Linked DNA regions of Homo sapiens: region 2 is linked to region 1. Evidence: read pairs that join two places in POLR2A ChIA-PET (ENCODE). Cell type or tissue: IMR-90. All regions are shown on one strand. Region 1 overlaps LAMA3 (laminin subunit alpha 3). Region 2 overlaps LAMA3 (laminin subunit alpha 3).

Region 1 (8,000 bases):
GCTGCCCGTGGAGCTTTCTGTAGTACATCATGCACCCATCACCCCAGGGATGCCACGACCAAGACGTTTCCATCCCTTGCTTCTCTCCCTCTTTCCAGTTTGTGGATATGCTGGGCTGGCACCTGGAGACAGCAGACAGAGTGGACATCCCTGTCTCTTTCAACCCAGGCAGCAACAGTATGGTGGCGGATCTCCAGGAGCTGCCCGCAACCATCCACAGCGCGTCCTGGGTCGCACCCACCTCCTACCTGGGGGACAAGGTAATGATGTCCTGCTGTTCTTCTGGGCCCTCAGTGGGCCTCTGCTATTGCTGCATGAGCATCATTTCCTGGAAATCTGGAAGGAAGCATCCAGCAGTTCAGGTTACTAACGTTCCAGAAATGAGCTGAACTAAAAGTGAGGAAGAGACCCTGCCTCCTGCTGTGAGGGGCTGAGCAGGCACACACTGCGCCCCACCATTGCCATGCATGAGCTACCAGCAAAGGAAATCACCCACAATGTTTTTCTCAGTTTTTACCTAATGTCAAAGAATTTTCCTCCAGGGAAATAACCATTTAAATACTATCTATTGCAAATGGGACATGCGTGCTTTTAAATGCCAATGCTGAGAATTCTTTATTTTAAGGCAGAAGAAAGCCTCTTTGTTAGGAAAACGAAAGCTAACAAGTGACTCACAAGCTTATTAAAAGAAACACAGGATCTGGTGGCAGTTCGACTTTCCTAAGTAGAATCACATAGTTACACACTCCTCAGGAACTTACAAACCACTTGCTCTTCCTTTGCTGCAAGAGTTATTATGCCAGAGGCTGGCCACCTCCATCCATTTTATGAGGACAGAAATGCAGGCCTCATGTGGAAACATGAGGTGACATATGTTTCTTAGCAAGGGTGGAACTTGCTAACGGGTGGATTTCACAGGGCCTGGCTCAGGGGATGCCAAATTCTCACATTAGGAAGACTAAAATAATAGGGCCTTGTTGGCCTGAGGTCTCTAACTTTGTCTTCTGGGTGAAGGACTGTGGGTTTTGACATCTGAGTGTGGGAAATGTTGCCTCTCTTCTATGATCCCACTTCTCTTTCACTTAATACTCCTCTTTACCGCTATATGACGGGCCCATGTGTTGATTATCTATTGCTATGTAACAAATTACTCCAACACTTCGCAGCTTAAAGCAGTAATGATTATCTTGGATGAGGAATTCAGGAGGGGATGGCCCAGAGTCTTCCTAGGTTACTGTCAAGATGTCAACCAGGGCTGTAGTCCCCTGGGACTGCAGCATCTGCTTCCAAGCTCACCCACATGGCTGTTAGCAGGCCTCTGCTTCTGGCTAGCTGTGGGCTGGAAGCCTCCATTTCTCATCACGTGAGACCCTCCATAGGCTACCTGAGGGTCCTCATGACATGACAGCTGGCTTCCCCCAAAGCAACTTATGGGGGGTGGGTAACAGGGTGGGGGAGAGAGAGAGAGAGAGAAAGAGAGAGAGAGAGAGAGAGCTAGCTCAAGACAGAAGCTGCAGTGTTTTTGTAACCTAATTTCAGAACTGCCATGCCCTCACTTCTCCTTTATTCTATTCATTAGCAGCAAGTCACTAAGCCCAGCCCACACTCAAAGGGAGGGGAATTTGGTGGCTCACGCCTGTAATCCCAGCACTTTGGGAGGCCGAGACAAGCGGATCATCTGAGGTCAGGAGTTTGAGACCAGTCTGGCTAACATGATGAAACACCTGTTTTTACTAAAAATACAAAAATTAGCTGGGCATGGCGGCAGGCGCCTGTAGTCCCAGCTACTCAGGAGGCTGAGCCAGGAGAATCATTTGAACCTGGGAGGCGGAGGTTGCAATGAACTGAGCTCGAGCCATTGGACTCCAGCCTGGGCGACAGAGCGAGACTCCATCTCAACAAAACAAAACAAAAAGGAGGAGGGGGAATTAAGCCCCACCTCTTGAAGGCAGGAGTGCAAAGAATTTGTGGCCATGTTTTTAAAACCACTTTAAGCCCATCAAAAAAGCAATACTTAAATCACAATAATAATTCAAGACATTGCCTTGGAATACTTCCAGGCTTGAAGATCAAAGCTCTGTAAGGCTTTGTCAGGTTACAGACTCTAGGGAAAAGCTTCTGTTGAATGGGATCCTAGAAGAGCGTGGCTTCTTTCCCCTGCCTGCTCTAAGTTGTTGGCATTTTCCTATAGGTTATTTTGTTCTGTCTAATCAGAGGTGACCTTGCCTGTGATTTTCATCCTTCTGTCACTTCTTCCTTCTTGATTGTGTTTTACTTAAAGGATGGGAGGTGTCAGGACCCAAGGTGTGAAGTAGCTGTCAGAAAACTGACCATTCACTCCATGTCCTCACCACCATCATGCTGCTTGTGGGACATTGAGAGGTCTGTGCACCTGCTGGAGTTGTCAGCCATGGCTACTGTACACAGCAGAACTCACAATAATTTGGGAAATGTTCACCATCTGCTTTCAGGAGAATTGTTTTTGGAGAAAATTTATTTTTAGAGGTTATTTTGTGACTGATAGATATTATCCAGTTCTCTCAGTTAAAAAAGAAACCAATGGCCTAGATTTCCTAGAATAGTTGTGGATTAAATAAACATTTTGGTTTAGTAATCATCTAGAAAAAAAAAGGAACACGACTATTATTTTTCTTACTTTCTTTCTTTTCTTTCTTTCATTTTTTTTTTTTTTTAAAAGAGACAGGGTCTTGCCCTGTTGCCCAAGCTGCACTGCAGTGGTACAATAATAGCTCACTGCAGCCTCAAACTCCTGGGCTCAAGCGATCTTTCCACCTCAGCTTCCTGAGTAACTGGGACTACAGGTGTGCACCACCACACCTGACTAATTTTTAAATATTTTTGTAGAGACAGGGTCTCGCTGTATTGCCCTGGCTGGTCCCTAATTCCTGACCTCAAGTGATCCTTCTGCCTCGGCTTCCCAAAGTGTGGGATTATAGGCATGAGCTACTACACCCAGCCATATTTTTCCTTTTAATAAAGGTATCTTCTTGCTTGTAAAACTCAATCATGTTCATGCTAAACATTTCAAATGACATTAAAAATAGCATAAAGTAGAAAAAATACCATCCTCAACCCCACCTCCTAGATACAACCCTTGTTACCAGGTCGAGTGTGTTTCTTTCCACACCTTGTGTGCCTAAGTGCTTTTCATGCGGGTTGATGTTGACATCATCTCTTTTAATGCTTGTGCTATTGATGCTATTAATTCCATTTTAGGTTTCTTCATATGGTGGTTACCTCACTTACCAAGCCAAGTCCTTTGGCTTGCCTGGCGACATGGTTCTTCTGGAAAAGAAGCCGGATGTACAGCTCACTGTAGGTATCAGAGCATGACCTAAGTGGCAGGAAGTGGCAGTTGCAGTTGGTGCTGATCTAAATTTAGGACATCTTGATATGTGGCCTACAAAAAGTTTAGATTAAATCATTTCCAATATTTTGCAGAAACTAAATGAAAGTTGAAAGCATGTAACATCTTTTCAGGATCCTGCCTCCTCTGACCAAATGTTGTCTGTCTTCTCTGCCTCCAAAGTACTTAACCGTATTTTGCTTTTGCCTCTCACAAGTTACTGCCTCATGTTAAACTTTTTTTGAACTTTTTTTATCTTTGTAGAGACAGGGTCTCACTGTGTTGCCCAGGTTGGAGTTGAACTCCTGGCCTCAAGCAATCCTCCTGCCTTGGCCTCCCCAAGCACTGGAGTTATAGGCACACACCACCATGGCCAGCTGAGGAGTTTTTAATTTTAATTTTTGTAGAGATAGGATCTCACTATGTTGCCCAGGCTGGCCTCAAACTCCTAGGCTCAAGCAATTCTCCCTGCTCAGCCTCCCAAAGCTCTGGGATTACAGGCGTGAGCCACATGTCCAGCCACATATTAAGCATTTTTTATGTTTCTATCTTTCAATTTTGTTTCATAAATGTCTTTGAATCCTTACCACGGGGCAAGATCATATTGTTGGACTCTGTAAAGGACAGGTGACCCCTTTTCTCAAAAGGAGGGGAGATTAGAGAAATATGCCAGGAACTCCAACCCACTGAATGGTAACTATTGGAGGAGAGCCAAACAGGGCCCTCTCAGTGCTGGGGTCTGGGTAGGGGGAATGGGAGTCATGTGGTCTGAGAGGCCCTTAGAAGACTTTGTGGTTCATTTTGAGCTAAGTCTTTAAGAATGGGCATAAGAAGAGAAGTGCCCTTCCAGGGGCAGGGACAAAGGCTAACAGGACTCGGGGGTGGTACAGGGCAGGAGGCTGTGCTCATGGATGACCAGTCCAATGGGGCTGTATCATCAGTGTGTGCAGAGTCATTGAAAACAAGTCTGGAAGGGTTTGATGCTATAACAGGATTTTTAGTCTGCCTCCCTGGTTCAAGCAATTCTCTTGCCTCAGCCTCCTGAGTAGCTGGGATAATAGGCATGGGCCACCATGCCCGGCTAATTTTTGTATTTTCTTTAGAGATGGGGTTTCACCATGTTGGCCAGGGTGGTCTCAAACTCCTGACCTCAAGTAGTCCACCCACCACTGAGGGGACGTTTGTTTTTTGAGAAAGGAAGTAACAACATCCACACACTATGTGCCTGGCACACAATCCAGTGCGGCAGTCTAGAAAATTCCTTGAGGGCAAGGGTAGTATCACATCCTACTTTGAATTCCCCACGACACAGGGCATAATACCCTAAACATAGGGTAGGGTGCCACTGCCTGAAGTCGGCTCTATTTCTGGTTTATTGGGTGTGATTAATGCGATGTAATGATAGCTTTGGGAAAGGTTTTCTCATGTCATGTACTGTATACAGGGACCAGCAAGTCACACACACCTCATCACAGCATATTCTTGGTAGATATTTGTGTTCAGGCACTGCTGTGTTGCTTTGTTTTTACTGGTATGCAAATCTACTAAACTGTTTTAAAAACTCCAAGGAACCTTTGCAGAATATCTTGAAGATAAAGCAGCAAAGATTTTAGAGTTATAGTCTAAGGAAAAATAGCTACACAGTAAAAACACAGTCACAGCAGTGCTGTATTTCAGTTTCATGTTTTTGCAGAGCATCTTGTAGTTCAGGCCAGGCGTATTTTTTTACTGCCAAAGAGTTTATTGTGCAAACCATTAGAATTCACTGAGAGGTAATGACCAAATTTTCTGTTTAATTTTACCTTCAAACATGGAAAATAATTTAGGCTCACAAAACATTTTCCCTGCTGCTTTGTTCTAATCCACTGTAATTAAGAGCCTCTAGGGCATGTTTCTTAGATTAAGGTTTTAAATGATATGTGATCCTAGGTAATGGCCTTCTTTCTGAAATACCAGCCCTAATGAAATACCAAACACCTTTAGGGTTTTGTGCTACAGCAGAAAAGCTGGGACATGTGTGTGTTTTTGCAGCAGGGTTGCTGATGGTAGGGTGCTGATGCAGTAGTGCTGGCCACCCCACCTTGCCCTGTTAAGATGCACATGTGAGCCACCATAATGGGGTGGGCTGGAGGCTGAGAGCGAGTGAGGCTGGGTCCCACAGGGGGAGGCAGCAGGGGAATTTTTCGCTCCACATGCCAGCTGCAGCTCCCTGCATGTGCCAACCCTCTGCCCTCCCCACCCTCCTCAGTAACCCACCCACCAAAGCACTTTCTTCCCACCGCAGGCTGGTTCGGTGGCCAGTAATGAAAACAGCACTTCCTGCATTGACTGCAAGGCATAGTTTAAAAAATTTTTTTTTCTGCCAGGTGCAGTGGCCCACACCTGTAATCCCAGCACTGCGGGAGGCCAAGACAGGTGGATCACTTGAGGTCAGGAGTTTGATACCAGCCTGGCCAACATGGTGAAACTACTAAAAATACAAAAATAAGAAGGGTGTGGTGGTGAGCACCTGTAATCCTAGCTACTAGGGAGGCTAAGGCAGGAGAATCGCTTGAACCCGGATGCCAGAGGTTGCAGTGAGCCAAGGTTGTGCCATTTCACTCCAGCCTGGGCAAGAGAGTGAGATTCCATCCCTGCCAAAAAAAAAAAAAAAAGAAAAAAAAAAGAAATTCCATCTTTTTAAGCTATTTTTGTCCAAGGCAATTTTCCTGATTTCCTATTTGTGAAAAGACACTGTGTTACTTATAATTATTCTGTTTCCATGTCACTAATATTTTTACCAGTCAGTTAATTCTGAACTATTTTTTTAAGTCAGGTATGTCATATGATGTAGACCATAGAAATGTTTTCTTAGATCAGTTATAAATCTTGAAAGATCCCAGTGAAGGTACTAACACATTCATGGTTTTCTTTAAACAGGGTCAGCACATGTCCATCATCTATGAGGAGACAAACACCCCACGGCCAGACCGGCTGCATCATGGACGAGTGCACGTGGTCGAGGTAAAGGAAGAGCAACCATAGGATGGTCCTTTCTGTTTTGTGACTTAATTATTTCAGACAATCATGATTTTTACTCATTTTAAGAATTGTAAAATATGGATTCTATTTATATAAATATGTTTATATATACAGGTTGAGCATCCTTAATCTGAAAATCCAAAATCCAAAATGCCCCAAAACGCAAACTATTTTGAGCACCAACATGACACTCAAAGGAAATGCTCACTGGAGCATTTCAGCTTTCAGATTTTCAGATTAGAAATTCTCAGTGGGTAAATACAATGCAAATGTTCCAAAATAGAAAAAAAATTCTGAAACTTGGATCACTTCTGGTCACAAACATTTCAGAGATACCCAACTTGTATAGATTCAAAACATGAATTATATAAAATGTGGAGTGTTTGATGCCCATGTGGCTTTCTTGGTACCATCTGTCCAGCCTTTTTACACTTTCTCTCCCATTTCACAATTAATTATCCATATCTTAAAAACCCCATGAGTCAGCCTGGGCAAGATGGCAAAACTCTGTCTGCACAAAAGCAAAATTCAATAGGCATGGTGGGGTGTGCCTGTAATCCCAGCTACTTGGGAAGCTGAGATGGGAGGATCGTTTGAGCCCAGGAGGTCGAAGCTGCAGTGAGCCATGGTCACGCTACTGCACTCCAGCCTGGGCAACAGAGTGAGACCCTGTCTCAAACAAACAAACAAACAAAAAACCTGTGAGCTTATAAATGCTATGACATAGCTCTCTGTCATCCTCAGGTCTCCCTCAGTGCCTGAGACCTGGTTAATGTTCAACATATGCTTAGGATGAATGAATAGAAAAGCTATGAAAATGTTTTACATCCAAAGAAATAAGAGTAATACTAGCAAAATAAAGGAAAGCTCATCAGATCATAAAACTTTTGTTATACTTATTTGGTTACAACTATTCCTTAAAAATAGTGTTCCATTTATATTATTAAATATGACCAGTACCTCTAGGTGAAACTTTTTGAGTACTTTGAACTTGCAGACATATTTTAATGTTTCTGAAAAGGTACATCTATACAATGGAATACTATCTGGCAATAAAAGAAACAAAATATTGATACTTGCTATAAGACACAAAAAAAGTATCATATTGTATGATTCTATTTATGTGAGACAGGTGATATCAGTAAAATGATAGAGAATCTCTAAAAATTCTGTCCTTCATAAAAGCAATGAGAGAACTGGCAAACAGGGAAAAAAAGTTCAGAATCAACGTTTTCAGAACTCTGGAAATTACTCAAAGCCTTGCAGCCATCTGGAAATGGCACACAATGTATAAAGATGCAATTTATATGATAGTAACATACCAGAGAAGAGGAGGGAATGATACTAATAGAAACAAAGTTTTTGTATACTGTTGAAATTAAGCTGGCATTTATATAAATCGTCCAGCATGGACACATGCATAGAGACAGAATGTAGATTAGTGGTTGCCTGGGTTTGAGGGTGGTAATGGGTAGTGACTACAAATTGACACAAGGGTTCTTCTTAAGGTAATAGAAATGTTCTAAAATTACATTATGATGATGTTTGCATGCTTCCGTAAATTTATTACAAATTGTATGCTTAAAATGAGGGAATATTATTGTATGTAAAT
Region 2 (8,000 bases), 150 kb before region 1:
GCTTGCCCTCAAAGGTGAAACAAGACCAGCCGGCCCCTGTGCCCTTGCTCGTGCTGGTTCCTCTACCTGGAATGCTTTCCCTGTTTGTGCTCACTGCCACTTACCAAAGTCCTATCCGTCCTCCCAGGCACTGGACATGCCTTCTCTTTCACCATGGAATATCTACCGCCATTGGCCACAGCCATCTACTCCATGGAGGCACTTGCTGTACACCCCTTCCCTGATGGTTGTTTGGATCCTTGATGCACCACTGGGACTGTGGGGAGGGATCTTTTTTGTACCCCAGTGCCGCACACAGAATTGCACAGAGGATGACTTAATGAGTGAAGTGGATTTGTTGAAGTGAAAACCTCTTTTCATCCCAAATACAACAGGCTCTTCTTGAAGTGTTGTATGAAACAAAAACATAGCTGTAAAGATGGAAGATAAATAGACCCCATATCCTAAAAACACCATAATCAGAGGCATAAATCGGTGATAAGGTTTAAGATAAATGAAAAAGAGAAAGCCTTACTACTGTTTCAGAATACATTCCAGTGAATTTTAACAGCTGACTTCTCTAAGCTGTATAAGATAGTCTTTGTTTGGTTCCCTGTATTTGCTATATGGATAAGAAAAAATTACTTGAAAGTAAAAAAATAAAAAACAAAAAACAAAAAAAACCCACTTTTTTTTTTTCAGGGCCAGTTCTGTGACTATTGCAATTCTGAAGACCCCAGGAAAGCACATCCTGTCACCAATGCCATCGATGGATCTGAACGTTGGTGGCAAAGCCCTCCCCTGTCCTCAGGCACACAGTACAACAGAGTCAACCTCACCTTGGATCTGGGGCAGGTGAGCTACACTTTTAACTGGAATGGGAACATGAGCTTAGATCACTGTTTCTATGGGGATTTCTGATATAATAATTATTGTAAAAAAAAAACAAACTTCAGTTTTAATCCCCTCATCATTGTTAAACCTGTTACATTAACATTTGCTTCCCTTAAACCCAGAATAGGCCAGGCACAGTGGCTCATGCCTGTAATCCCAGCACTTTGGGACGCCGAGGTGGGTGGATCACTTGAAGTCAGGAGTTTGAGACCAGCCTGATCAACATGGTGAAACCCCATCTCTACTACAAATACAAAAATTAGCCGGGTGTGGTGGCGGATGCGTGTAATCCCAGCTACTTGGGAGGCTGAGGCAGGAGAATTGCTTGAACCTGGGAGGTGGAGGTTGCAGTGAGCCAAGATCGCGCCACTGCACTCCAGCCTGGGCAACAGAGAGAGACTCCATCTCAAAACGAAAACAAAAACAAAGCCCGGAACAGTGCCTGGCAGCATGCAGATAGATGCCCATCCCTGTCTATTAAATGAGATTAAAAAATAATTGTAAATAGTTTCATTGGCAAAGATATTTTTATTATTATTTTTAATTGTGGTAAAAGAGACACAACATAAAATTTGTCATCCTAACCATTTTTAAGTATATGGTTCAGTGGCATTATGTACATTGGCATCATTGTGCAACCATCGCCGTCATCCATCTCTAGAACCCTTTTCATCTTGCAAAACTGAAACTCTGTTCCCATTAAACAGCAACTCCCCATTCCCCTTTCTCCTGCCGCTCGCAGCCAACATTCTACTTCTCTTACTGTGAATTGACAACTCTAGGAAGCTCATATAAGTGGAATCATATAGTATTTGTCTTTTTGTGACTGGCTTCTTTAACTTGGCATGATTTTTTAAGGTCTTGAAAACATCAGGGAAAGTGAAAGAAGCTGGAAATAAAAGACTATCTTATATGATTCCATTTATATGGAATGTCCTGATAGGCAAATCTATAGAGAGAAAAGTAGCTTAGTGGTTGTCTAGGGCTAGGGGTTTTGGAGGAAATTGGGGCGTGACTAATAATAGGTATGTTTTTGGAGAGAGGGTGATGAAAATGTTCTAAAATTGATGATGATGATGGTTGGACAACTCTGTGAATATGCCGAAGACCATTGGCATGTACACTTTAGATGGGTGAACAGTATGGTATGTGAATTGTATCTCAATAAAACTGTTAAAAAAAAAAGGATTCATGGAAAGAGAGTGTTTCAAGAAAAAAAAAAAGGAGGGAGAAAATAACTGTGTCAAATGCCATTGATAAGCCAAATAGCAAAACACTGATAACTGAGCAGCAAATGACCATTGGATTTGCCAGTGTGGAGATCACTGGTGACTTTGATAAGAGAGCATTGAAAAGTTAACTGTAGGGAAATTAAGAGAGAATGTGAGAGGAATTGAAGTACCTAATACAGAAATCAATTTTAAGAGTTCTGCTCAATGGGGCAAAAAGAAATGGAGGAGAATCATTGAAAAGCCAGGTAAAGAGATTTCTTTGTTTATGATAGAGATAGCAACATGCTTGTGTGCTTGTGTGCAGATGGTAACGTAAACAGCAGGAAGAAGACTGTAGCTATTATTAGAACATTTTCATAACTGAGTTTGTTATGTTGATACTAATACTAAAACTAATGCTAATACTAATATTAATGTTTATACTATTCTTTTTGCTGGGAACAGTTAAGCATAGAGTACAGTTCATATAAAAAATACTACTTGAAAGAAAGAAAAAGGTAAATGCATCCCATAGCATAGAAATGGAATGATACTGAGATTTCTTAGAATGAATGTGTTCTTTTCATTTCGATTGGGCAGTTTTGTGACAGAAGGGCTTTCAACCTCTTTAGTCCATGTGTTGTGCTAAATTAGACCTCTCCTGAGAATATTTTCACCATTAATTTGTGTCTGCAGGAATTCACAGAGAGCCTTCATGGTTCAAAAGACTCTAATAAGCCTCCTTTCAACTATAAGTTAGTCTTATCCCTCTGATACCTAACCACTAGCATTCATTCAGTAGCTTCTGACAATACTAACCAAGAATTACCTACCATATCGATTTTTTTTTTTTTAGACAGGGTCTCACTCTATTGCTCAGGCTGAAGTGCAGTGGTGCAATCTCGGCTTACTGCAACCTCTGCCTCCCACGCTCAAGTGATTCTGGTGCGTCAGCCTCCCAAGTAGCTGGGACTACAGGCATGTGCCACCATGCCTGGCTAACTTTTTGTATTTTAAGTAGAGACAGGGTTTCACCATGTTGCCCAGGCTGGTCTTGAATTACTGAGCTCAGGCAATCCGCCCACCTAGGCCTCCCAAAGTACTAAGATTACAGGCGTAAGCCACCGTGACTGGCCTATATCGCTTATTTAACTGAGGGTTTTTATAGGTAACAGGGAATTTTAATCCTTCAAAATGACCCATACTGAACTTACCCATGTCTGCTGGCTTGTTCTTTTTTCTTTAGAACTTTTTTTTTAAACCTACTTTAAAAGCCTCCTTTTGATGTACTGAAAAATTCCCTAATTAAGACAATTAAGAAAACATCAACATAGGAACAGTTCAGTACTTTGCTGGTTGCTGACAAACGTGAGTCATGGCATGCATATGCATAAGGCCTGTGTCCACCCACCCGCTCTGCTCTGCGAGGCTGCTGAGAATGTGGGTTCTGGAGTCAGCCTGGCCAGTTTGTCCTGATTGCTCTGCTCACTTGCTGTGTGGCCTTAACAAATATATTTTTCTGCTCCCTGCCTCAGTTTCCTCATTTATAAAATGAGATAATTGTGCATCCCTCATAAGATTATTATGAGTTCTAAATGAGTTAATTGCTTCATTTAAAACTTCTTTAGAGCAGTCGTATTTTTTATTTAATAAAATAAAGTGAACTTTAATAAACTCTCATTAAAAAGAACAGACTGATCACATTTGTGCCTCTAGAAAACACTACCTATAATACTGTAGAAAATATTCTAAGAAAGTCTAGGAGCAGGAAAAGCATGATCAGTTATGTCAGACTGAAGACATTTCTTTCCTCTTCTGTGTTGGAGCATGACATGTTTTAACAAGCATGTTGTGTCTTGTAAGATTCCTATTTTTTGCCCCATTGGTAAGATCTGTGTTTTCTTCCTTTTGCTGGAATTAACCATGAGAATGTCACTGAGAGGTTAGATTTCATAATTAATAGTAACATTAAGACCTTAGAGGGAGAGAAGTGGGAATTTTGAGGCATGGTTGAGAAATAAAATGCAGATCATAAATTTGTTACTACAAAATCACTTCACCTGCTAAGAACTGAAATTTGATTTTGATGTGCTGTTGTCAATTTGACAGCTTATGCTGTTGTGAGGGTCTTGTTTTCTTTTAGACTAGTTGGTGTTTTTCATTGTTATTTTTTTGGCCAATAAGTTTGACAAATAAAAACATTACCTTCTGGACTTGATCTTTTTTTTTTTTTTTTTTTTTTTTTTTTGAGACAGAGTCTCACTCTGTCACCCAAGCTGGAGTGCAGTGGCGTGATATCAGCTCACTGCAACCTCCGTCTCCCAGGTTCAAGTGATTGCCTTACCTCAGCCTCCCAAATAGCTGGGATTACAGGTGCCCACCACCATGCCTGGCTAAATTTTTTTTTTTTTTTTTTTTTTTTTTTTTTAGTAGAGACAGGGTTTCACCATGTTGGCCAGGCTGGTCTCGAACTCCTGACCTTGTGATCCACCCATCTCGGCCTCCCAAAGTGCTGGGATTACAGGCATGAGTCACCGTGCCTGGTCCACAGACTTGATCTTAAAGGACAGTTTCCCCTTAAAACGTGGTAAATGTAGGACAGTTCTGTGATTCACTAGAGGCATCATACTTTCCGGGGTTGTTCAAGTTCATTTAATTATACATTATGCAGTAGTTTCAGGCTATAGAATGAGAACACGATGTCTTTCAGGAAGCTTTTGTATCATCTGGCCAGATATAATGAGTTCATTTTTACATTTAAAGCATGTAGATGTCCAGTTTTTAAAAGGAGAATCTTTGGAATCTAGGAAGCTTTGTTCTGCCTGGATTCCTGGTAGGGCATGGGCTTTGGAGATCTCTCCCGTGAGATCGGAAGGTGTAGTGGTGGGATCTACATATACACTCTGGACTTCCTCCAGAATCCAAACTCCAGAGTTCTATTCTATGGGCTCCCTATGTTCACCTTCCAGCTCCCTCCCCAGGGTGAGGTATAGAGAAAAACATGAGGAGGTGGGTGCGGAGGGAGTTCCTATGGTCCATGACTTCAGCCCCCGCAGAGCAAGCCTGACTCATTGTGTTCCAGGGAACAACAACAAAATTATCTGAAGAATTTTGAGGCTTGTATGCAATGTGTAATGTTTCCAAGAGTATTATTTTGTTATTTAAACCTGTTAGTAGTAAAAATAAACAAAGACAATCCCTCACCCCCAACATCAAGCCCTGAAAAGGACTGAGTGTTGGCTTCAGAGGATGGAGGTGTGAGGAGAGAAGGTGACGTTGCCCCTGCTCTGCAGGGCTGCGGGGGAGTGAGGCCTGGAGACAGCAGATGTGGCTGCAGGAGCAGAGCTGCTGAGATGGTCCTTTGGGCCTCGTAGAGGCAAAGGCTGTGATGTCCACAGCTCCCTGGTCCCCCTCTGAGTGGCAGCTGGGATGGATAGTTCCCACACCTGTTCCCTTGTCCCATCTCAAGGGCCTGCATCTGACTTTGCTTCCTGCCTGAAGGCTCTTTCTAGATTTACAGAGGCTTCTAAAAGCTGTGTCTAGAGCAGCCTGCAAGCCCAGCACTTAATGCCCCAAGGGGCAATCCTCATCCCAAGAGGGATGATAGTTGGTGGGAAAATACCGCATTTCCCTGCCTCTCAATGGGCCAGTTCTAAAGTGCCTTCTACATAATTCCTCAGAGTGTCCCTGGTAGGATGGAGCCGTGGTTGGGTTGCTCTGGTGGCAGCCTACTCATTAACACATTGATTTTTGGCTTTTCTCCCTCCCTTATGTTCCTCTCTTCCCAGTTTGTGCTTCTTGAGGTCAACTCTTAAATAAACTACCTCTACTCAAGTCTTTGCCTCAGGGCTTTAGAGAGGGCCCAAACTAAGACAGAAGAAAGAGAGTCCAGATGGACATAGTGGTTCATACCTGCAGCCCCAACCACTCAGGAGGCAGAGGCACGAGGATCACTTGAGCACAGGAGTTAAATCCAGCCTGGGCAACTCAGTGAGACCCCATCTCTAAATAAATAAATAAACAAATAAGGAAAGGAAGCCTAGATTGAGACCCTGAAACCCCCTGCAGGTGTTAACACAGGCAAATACTATGAAAATGTTATTTAAAATGCAAAAAATAGAAAATTCAGAAATTGTTTCTAAAGCTCCAAGGTTAAATGTAATAGGGGAAACTGCATTATAAATTTTAAGGAAAAATATTAATAGGTCACAGGAGAAATGCCCCATTACTCTACCTTTCTAATTTTTCATGAATTCATCACAGACAGTGAACTCCCCAGGAGCCAGATGCAAATACAGGATCCAATCATCTGAGAGTGAATTCAGTATGTAGTTGCATTCTAGAATCTTTTTTTTTTTTTTTTTCCTGATTCCCTTCAACTTTTATGAGACTTTGGTGGGTGAATCCAAAACATTCTTTGTAGCTGACTCAGATGTGGAGGGAAGCCTGGGCTAGTTTCTGATACTTTTGGGGCTTGAGGACTTTGGAGATTAACTTGGCTCTACAGATGGTTGGCTGATGAGGTCACTAAGGAGGGTGACTCAGCTGGTTCCCCGGGTGGACACAGCCCAATCCAGAAGGTGGATGGCTCTTGGTTTTGACCCAGTCTTTCTGGATTCCTGAGGAATTGTGTAGACTATAAGCTTCAGGAGGCCAGGGACTATGTCTTGTTTTGTTCACTGTGTTCTGTTCACTACATGATGTTTTGCTTCCAACATCTTGCACAGTGTTTAGCATACAATAGTTGTTTAATAAATATTTGCTGAGTTAATGTAGAATGAACCAAGGATGACTCAGCATCAGCCTGAACTTTCCCAGGGTATAGTAGTAATGGAAACATATTGCTGTGAGACCAAATCTCTGGGTGAGGGTGGAAGAGTTTTAGCTCTGTAATTAATTACGGTTCGTTCCATTTATGACACTTGAGTCTCTCTGCAACATTTTAAGAGTATTTTATAGCTATAACAAAATTAGAAAATACAGAAGATTATATTTAGAACAATTTTGCTATTAATAAATGGTGTTTTTTTGTTTTTGTTTTTGTTTTTTTTGAGATGGAGTCTCACTCTGTCACCAGGCTGGAGTGCAGTGGCGCAATCTCGGCTGACTGCAACCTCTGCCTCCCAGGTTCAAGTGATTCTCCTGCCTCAGCCTCCCGAGTAGCTGGGACTACAGGCACGGACCACCACACCCAGCTAATTTTTTTGTATTTTTAGTGTGATGGGGTTTCACCATGTTGATCAGGATGATCTTGATTTCTTGACCTCGTGATCCACCCACCTCAGCCTCCCAAAGTGCTGGGTTTACAGGCATGAGCCAATAAATGTGTTATTAATGAACATCATCATGAGGCACAGCCCTTGAAGTCAAACAATTCATTAGTGGGTAGAAAAACAGGTGCCAATAAAATCCTCTGGGCTACTAGGGATAGAATATTATCCTTTATGGTCCTTTAGTAACTTCAAAGTGTTAATTTGGGGTGCTTTGAAGTAATTTATACATTAGGAAGAATCTGGAAATCAGGTGTTTTCTTTTAATACATGAAAAACTCATTCTGGGTGCAGTGTCTCATGTCTATAATCTCAGCACTTTGGGAGGCCAAGGTGGGAGGATTGCTTGAGGCCAGGAGTTCAAGATCAGCCTGGGCAACACTGTGAAAGCCCCTCTCTATAAAAAAATAAAATAATTAGCCAGGCATGGTGGCACACACTTGTAGTCCTAGCAACTCAGGAGGCTAAGGTGGGAGGACTGCTTGAGCCCAGGAGTTGGAGGCTGTAGTGAGCTATGATAGCACCAGTGAACTCCAGCCTGGGTGACAGAGTAAGACCCTGCCTCTATTAAAAAAAAAAGTCTCTCTCTCTTTCTCTGTATATATGTATATATACACACATTCAATTGGTTCTGTTTCTCTGGAGA

The links. Peaks named below come from ENCODE experiments on the same cell type or tissue, not always from the same donor. Only the 100,000 strongest peaks of a DNase experiment are listed, where the experiment ranks them.
Region 2: POLR2A ChIA-PET joins it to region 1 with 12 read pairs; 3 of 35 experiments call an interaction of 5 or more read pairs at or near these places.

The regions. Positions count from the first base shown.
Region 1 is chr18:23,861,548-23,869,547 of GRCh38, forward strand. LAMA3 (laminin subunit alpha 3) reads left to right here. Exons shown (of 75, transcript NM_198129.4): 35 at 99-260; 36 at 3,238-3,336; 37 at 6,287-6,370. Among named protein-coding and RNA genes, the nearest start is that of LINC02958, 120 kb to the right of the region's middle. In IMR-90, no CTCF peak of the experiment used is centred here; a DNase peak (open chromatin) is centred at 704; H3K27ac peaks cover 1,232 bases.
Region 2 is chr18:23,713,239-23,721,238 of GRCh38, forward strand. LAMA3 (laminin subunit alpha 3) reads left to right here. Exons shown (of 75, transcript NM_198129.4): 2 at 682-834. Among named protein-coding and RNA genes, the nearest start is that of LAMA3, 28 kb to the left of the region's middle. RefSeq lists enhancers at 6,730-7,230, 7,231-7,731. In IMR-90, no CTCF peak of the experiment used is centred here; DNase peaks (open chromatin) are centred at 3,493, 4,676, 5,173 and 6,563; H3K27ac peaks cover 2,211 bases.